3 separate regions of the Homo sapiens genome follow, and regions 2 and 3 are each linked to region 1. The links are chromatin loops, found by intact Hi-C in ENCODE. Cell type or tissue: A673. All regions are shown on one strand.

Region 1 (2,500 bases):
ACAGACAATATAGACTTGATTTTTGAACAGTTCTTCCCCCAATTTCTCATTGCTCTGGTTTTGGGAATAAGGAACACATTAGAAAAACCTTTCTCTTCAGAAATAACAAAGAATCAGGAAATTGTGTCTGTTTAACTTCTACATATAAGCTAAGACATTCTAAGTACATATTTTTCATTATGAAAATAATAAATGTAAATAAATTCATAACTCTGTTTCTGTTTTGGTCATATTCAAAGGTATGTTGAATAAGGAATCAAATCCTCTTTAGATTGAAATTGATAAACACATTAGAGAACATGAAAAAATTACATAAAATAGAAAACAACCCAATGCAAGACTGATTAATTCTCCAATTAGTGTAAAAACCATAAGCGGAAATCACAATTTTGAGGGAGAAGATTTGCATTTATTTAAAGCCCACATCCATATTTTATAAAAGGGAATGCTTTGACTTTCTTTTTACCTTAGTATCCCTGCTGTCTGTGTACATGAAAACAGCCAATATCAGACATGAAGTTAATTGGAATCAACTGCGCCCATCTTTACAGGAACACACCGGAATGTGTACCATTCAGGCTCAGCTTACCATAATATTCTCTACGGAATAGTTGACCACAGGATTCTCATTCACAAACAGCCAGGTTAAACAGTTAAATGCTAGCAAATCCTGCATAGCCCTGTGGGAAATTTCACTTTAATCCCGAACTTATAAGAGGACAATCAAAGCCCAAAGCCTGGGTAACAAATCTGATCCTCTGTTGCAATCTGTGTCCTCATGGGAAGGAGAGAGGTGCTCTCCGTACAAGCCCTAGATGGATAAATACCTAAATGATGAGATAGATGGGGAATGCAGAAGAGGCGTCTGGCCTTAGCCATTCGCTTCCAATTCCATATTACACTGTGAGAGGCAATTCTTGTGCAGCTCAGGAGCAGCCAGTCCTGATTACTAGAAGTTGAAGTGTGGCTTAAGGAATGATTAATGACAGTGTCGGGAGGAAAACAAAGCACAATGAGAGTTATCTCTAATCCACCTGCTTGCAGATGCTATAGTAAGGGAATGAAAATGGCCCCGGTGAGCCCTGATGATAAAAAAATCAAACGAGAAAGGTGCAAAGCTGTAGATATGTATTAATCTGATATATAAAAACTAGGTCTTACTTGAATAAAGCATTAGGCATGAATGGAGCCCCATAGGTGATAGATACTAGGCCATAGTGGACTTCACATTGTCTGTATTTTTTAAATCAAACAGAACTGTTCCCTTCAGTATTGCCTTTGACATTAATAGGTTGGTATTTGAAAAGTCACAGTTCACTAGATGAGCAGGCTTGTGAGTGCAAGCTCATTAAACAAACCCCCTTTTCTTGTTGTTCTTAAAAAATACGATGACACCATACCACCACCTTGTGGTTTTGCTGTGCACGTACACACTACCCCCGGAGACGTCTAAAATTCAATCACATTTTCCAAACGTAGAAATCCAGGTGGAATGTAATTATAAGATCGATGGTGTACTTTATAAGCAAGTATGTTTATGAGTGGCTTTCACCTAAGACAACACAATGCCAATAAGATCATTGAAGTTTCATAATGTATTTTTGGATGCAATATGAGGTCTCAGCCTGGTCATTCCAATTATCTATTTTAATTTCAGGCCACCAATGCAACGAGATCAGAAGACATCAAATATCCATCTATGTGAAGAGAATGAACAAAAGTGTTTCACACACCTGTTCCCTGGCAAGTAGTCACTGACTTCCAATATCCAACAAAGCTAAGTAACAACACTTTGAGCTTTTCATAATTTTTCTATGTGTGGAAAAGATTGTGAAGCAGTGAAATGTGTATGTGCTTTCTTCTAAAACAAAGAACATTTTACTCATGTCTCCACATCTATAGACAGAACTCTAAGCACTTTTAAGAGCTAAATTTTTATGTTTGGGCATTTTGTTGATTTGTTGACTCGCTACGCATTTGCCTTTTGATATGATCTTGATTCGATGGAAGCAATAGCATTCCATAATTTCACCTGGTTAGCAATCATTCCTGCTAGGAGGTAGTGATGGACAATGATGCAGGCAGCCTCAGGATATTCACTTATTCCCAGGTTTGGGAAAGCTGCTTCTGCTTTTGTCCACAGTGCTAAGTGCCTATTGCATTCTCTCCCCTTTAATCTAGCTAGCAACAAGTTAGATGTTAATTCATATTTCATGCAAGATTTTTAATACTGAAAGTCTAATGAAGATTTAGCGTTCCGTTTTTAACAAGGCTGATGTTACTGTTGAAAGAAAGCACATACATTATTTTAATTAATATCAATTCATAAGTGCTCTTGATTTATATATTAAACAAAGAGAGAAAGTGTCTTGTCATACATGACAATTGATTCTGTATTCACCCATCATTTACTCAGAGCCCATTTCCCCCCTTCTTGCGTGGGAAATGCATGATGGAAGCTGCCATGTAGAATTGTGTGTCTCTCACATGCTGTTAATGC
Region 2 (2,500 bases), 130 kb before region 1:
GACCCCTACTTATCACCATACACAAAAATTAAGTCAAGATGGATCAAAGACGTAAATGTAATACCTCAAACTATAAAAATCCTAGAAGAAAGCCTAGGAAATACCTTCCACATCAGCTTTGGCAAATAATTTATGGCTAGGTCCCCAAAAGCAATTGCAACAAAAACAAAAATTAACAAGTGGGACCTAATAAAACTAAAGAGTTTCTGTACACCAAAAGAAATTATCAAAAAAGTAAACAGACAACCTACAGAATGGGGGAAAATATTCACAAACTGTGTATCTGACAAAGGTCAAATATCGAGAGTGTAAAGGAACTTAAATCAACAAGCAAAAAGCAAATAATCCAATTTGAAAATGGGCCATGGACATGAACAGACACTACTCAAAAGAAGACATACAAGGGGCCAACAAAGAAATGAAAAAAAAAAAGTTTATCATAATTAACCATCAAAGAAAAGCAAATCAAAACCAAAGTGAGATACCACCTCACAACAGGCAGAATGGCTACCATTAAAAAGTCAGTTTCTCAACTGCTTTCCGAAGAACTTAAAATAGAGGAGATAGGAGATTTCTCAAAGAACTTAAAATATAACTACCATTCAACCCAGCAATCCCATTACTGGACATATACCCAAAAGAAAATAATTCATTCTACTATAAAGTCACATGCACTTGTATGTTCATTACAGCACTATTCACAATAGCAAACACATGAAATCAACATTTGTGCCCATCAACAGTGGATTGGATAAATAAAATGTGGTACATATGCACCATGGAATAACATACAGCCAGACAAAGAACAAAATTATATCCTTTGCAGCAACATGGATACAGCTGGAGGTTATTATCCTAAGTGAATTAAACAGAACATAAAACCAAATATTGCATATTCTCACTTATAAAAGGGAGCTAAACATTGAATACACATAGACATAAAGAACTAGAGACACTGAGGACTACTAGATGCAGGAGGAAGGGAGGTGGCCATAGGCCAAATACAACCTATTGGGTACTATGCTCACCACCTGGGTGACAGGACCATCTGTATGCCAAACCTCAGTATCAAGCAATATACCCTTGTAACAACGTTGCCCATGCATCCCCCCGGGTTGAAAATAAAAATAAATAAAATTTTAAAATAAAGTTGTGGATTCTATAAAAGAAAGAAAAAGAAAAGGAAAAAGAGGAAGGAAAAAGAGGAAGGAAGGAAGGAAGGAAGGAAGGAAGGAAGGAAGGAAAAGAGAGAGCAAAAGGGAGGGAGGAAGGAAGGAAGGAAATGCTTTAAAAAATCATGAATTTTTAGGGACATGATATTTTCTTTCACATTCCTGAGTGGTCAAATTGAAGTATTTTTGCCCTTTGAGGAGAGGATTCAGTGGACTCAGAAATAAACTTATGTCTATAGTTTTCATATATAAAAATAAATCTTTTCGTGGCCAGGAAAAAATTAATACGAACGTGGCATTTGGAAGCTTTAATATGAATGTGACCACTGCTTGGGCAATCTCATCTTTAAGCTACAAAATGTCCCATATTTCATCATTAAGTCTTCTTTAATCACATAATTCAAAAATTGTTGGGTGATAGCTATGTGAAAGGAATATGTATAAGAGTTTCTTTTTATTTGTAAGAAAGATGTGGAGAGTTAGCCTGGTGTCAAAAATGTTCTTCACGTAACTTCAAAATGACATTTTCCCTCTGATCTTAGTTGGTGTGACAAAAATTACAAACAAAAATAATCCTGCAACATTCTTTTCCTTTTATCATCCCTTTGAATATTTCCAAAAATATTTGGCAAAGCCTGAGATATCTTCCAGATTTTCATGTACTCATTGATACCCATCCTTAAAAACCTGAGTCAGGTTTTTAAGATGATATTTTTACAAGAAAAAGGAGTCCTATCACATTCTAACTTAACTGGTTTTAGGACTTGAATTCTGACCTTGTAGAGGATTTCACATTTTATTTGAGATCAAATACATTTTTATTTTAATATTGCATCAGGACCCGCACTGCATAGACGGAAACCTATGATTTCATTGGATCCATGCATATTAAGCAGTAGAAACGAGGTCAAAAATGGAAAAAACAAATTAAGTGGGTCTTTAGGATAAAGAAGGGCAATGTGGTAAAATAGAATGGAAGGACTCTGGTTTCATCCTTCCATACCTGTTTGACCTCGGACTGAGGTTTGATTTACTCATTAATAAAACAGAATGTGGCCGGGCGCGGTGGCTCACGCCTGTAATCCCAACACTTTAGGAGGCTGAGGCGGGCAGATCACGAGGTCAGGAGATCGAGCCCATCCTGGCTAACACGGTGAAACCCCGTCTCTACTAAAAGTACAAAAAATTAGCCAGGCGTGTTGGCGGGCGCCTGTAGTCCCAGCTACTCAGGAGGCTGAGGCAGGAGAATGGCACGAACCCAGGAGGCGGAGCTTGCCGTGAGCCGAGATCATGCCACCGCACTCCAGCCTGGGAGACAGAGCGAGACT
Region 3 (2,500 bases), 750 kb before region 1:
GAGTAATACTTAGTTTTCTTTAACTATTGAAAAGGCATTAGCAATATTGTATTGTATGTTATACTTAATGGCCATTGCCAAAGCTACACAGAAATGTGTAAGATGGTTAATTAATAGCATTAATTTTGCCTTATTATTCCTTGTGATTCCAAACACTAGAAAATACCATTGATAGCTTAAAAACTGTTACATATGGCTGGAACCCAAAGTTATTTTTTTGCCATCATTGTAAGGGATACTGTGCATCTTATATATCTTGATATCCTATGTACAGAAAGTGACATCTACTGGAGAAAGCAGAACTGAATATTTACTTTCCAAACTATTTTTTCTGCCAAACGTCCAGACAAGTTGCACTATCTTCAAGATTATCTGAAACTTGTAAAACAAAGAAAGATTTTACTTAGTTCAGTATGGTGTAAAGGCTGGTTGGTTTTGATGGTCATTTTCTTAAAGCTGCCCTGTGGGAAACTGGTTATGGGGCCCACACAAATTATCTCGTAAGAAACACTATTGAAGATATCTGGAAAACACAACTACAGCACATTCCCTTAAGAATGAAACTGAAATTCTAAATAACTGTAAGCCATTGAGTGGTGGATTTGAACAGGACTCCACTGTAACACTTTGTCTGAAAACCTTTCTGGAAAATATGTAACTTCTTTACATGGCCTGGAAATAGGAGTTGTAAAACAAATATGAGATTAGAATACATAATATCTTTCAGGTAGAAAGACATTCCCCTATGCTATCTTGTAACCTAATGATTATTTGTTCATGTTAATAAGATGTGTCTAACTTCATGATCTAATCAAACTGATGTTCTTAGGGAATGGGGGAATACTAACCAGGTGTTTTTCACTTGTGGTCAAAACTAAGAAATGACCTAAAGCCCTGAAAGACAGAAATGATAACAGCTTTATACTTATGACAATAATTCCCATTCTTTACGTAATCACTTTCTCTTACATGAAGGGCAAAAGCCTTTCCTATCTTAATGGAGGGTACTGTGGTGGCCATTTTCAAGACTTTAATGAGTGAGGCACAGCTACATTTGGCTGGTTCATGAACATCATAAAACTATAATAATGACTAGAAGTCCTGTTTCTTTGATTCTAGTCTGTTACCTATATGATAAAGGTTGCTTCCATATTTAGATTACGCTATATAATCCTCCGTAGTTTAATGTCAGATTTTCTACATATGACTGTTATTATTATTATTTTAAATTTTGATTTCATTTTTGTAGCAATGCTCTCTCACTCCCTCTGCTGGCCTTGTTAATTAACAAAACCAGTGCCTAAGTAGTCCTGATGGGAATCAGTGATACCAAGTGGATGACCCATAGAATGCACTCTGTTTTGTGTTGGGAGCCAATCAGAAAATCACGTTGATTGGCCTCCGTATGAAACAAAAAAGGCCAAGAGAAAATTTGTTGTGGGTAGTGAAAACAGAATAGCATGCTTATTTTTATAGTTTTAAGAAAGAATTTAATGAAAGGGATACTTCACAAATCTTAAAAATGTGCTATTTTTCAAAGGAAGAATACCAGTTACCCACATTCTATTAAAACATATATGTACTTAGTAAAAGGCACTCAAAACAAGGTGTATCAATTTTGTATTTCAGTGTTTACACACTGGAGGGTTAAATGAAAGGTTGTCTGGCTTCACTGGTAGGATTCTGAACCTGGATTAGATATACAGCTGTCCAATGGATCAGCTTCCCACATCCTAGAGTTCCATTATGGAGTTACAAAGAGAATGACAGCACTTGGCAAGTCCCAGGCCTAATCATAGCACAGAGAAGTGACTTTTGGAAGGTACATTACTAAGCAATTAGGACCCATTTAATAAATTACCTCTTATGGAACACTTTGAACCCTAGTGGTCTGAAGAGGTTAATGCACCTCTCACAACTGAGTGCTACTCAGTTTCCAGGGGTAACTTCAAGGCCACAGCTAATCCAAACCTTCTTCTCATCAATGGCCTCTTACTCTTGAGCCACTTCTGTAGTCTGGCATCAGTAAGCCCACACACTTGCACTACTCCCCTCTGCGTGCCAGATGCTTCATTTTCTTGCAGCTGAATCCATTGGGCGCAGTGCTCATGAGGCCAAAAGACTTTGTGCTGCACATTAACTTCCTCCTTGGGCTTTCATGCTTCTTATTTGGGAGTCTTTCTGTTTCTCTTATTTATAGAGAGTTTTAACTTCTGGATTTAGTTTAAATGTTACATCTGATGTAATATACTTTCCTCCAAAATTGTTGAGTAGCAACCACATTTTAAATGAATCCAATACACAAAATTAGGCTTTAGGATATTATTAAATTTGTAAAAAAAAAAAAAAAAAAAACCCACAGTAGATGTATATTTGTAAACTGGAATCTTAACTATGGTTAGACACTAAGAAAACATTTAAAATATAACTGTAAGGGAGAAAAAGCTTTGTTTGATGCTAGAACATAATTAGACGTTTTAGGGTTTTATTTTAATTTAAA

The links. A loop is a pair of places that touch in the nucleus more often than their neighbours do. Peaks named below come from ENCODE experiments on the same cell type or tissue, not always from the same donor. Only the 100,000 strongest peaks of a DNase experiment are listed, where the experiment ranks them.
Region 2: it touches region 1 in a loop (3-fold over the local background); 15 of 110 quality-filtered maps call a loop at or near these places.
Region 3: a loop joins it to region 1, with 4 times the contacts of the local background. A loop is called at or near these places in 24 of 110 quality-filtered maps.

Annotation. Positions count from the first base shown.
Region 1 is chr15:37,879,341-37,881,840 of GRCh38, forward strand. No RefSeq gene overlaps it. Among named protein-coding and RNA genes, the nearest start is that of TMCO5A, 54 kb to the right of the region's middle. In A673, a CTCF peak has its summit at 1,423 (motif pointing left); a DNase peak (open chromatin) is centred at 1,371; H3K27ac peaks cover 655 bases.
Region 2 is chr15:37,750,224-37,752,723 of GRCh38, forward strand. No RefSeq gene overlaps it. Among named protein-coding and RNA genes, the nearest start is that of TMCO5A, 180 kb to the right of the region's middle. In A673, no CTCF peak of the experiment used is centred here; DNase peaks (open chromatin) are centred at 1,308 and 1,378; H3K27ac peaks cover 2,454 bases.
Region 3 is chr15:37,133,533-37,136,032 of GRCh38, forward strand. No RefSeq gene overlaps it. Among named protein-coding and RNA genes, the nearest start is that of MEIS2, 34 kb to the left of the region's middle. In A673, CTCF peaks have their summits at 295 (motif pointing left), 1,281 (motif pointing left) and 1,887; no DNase peak of the experiment used is centred here.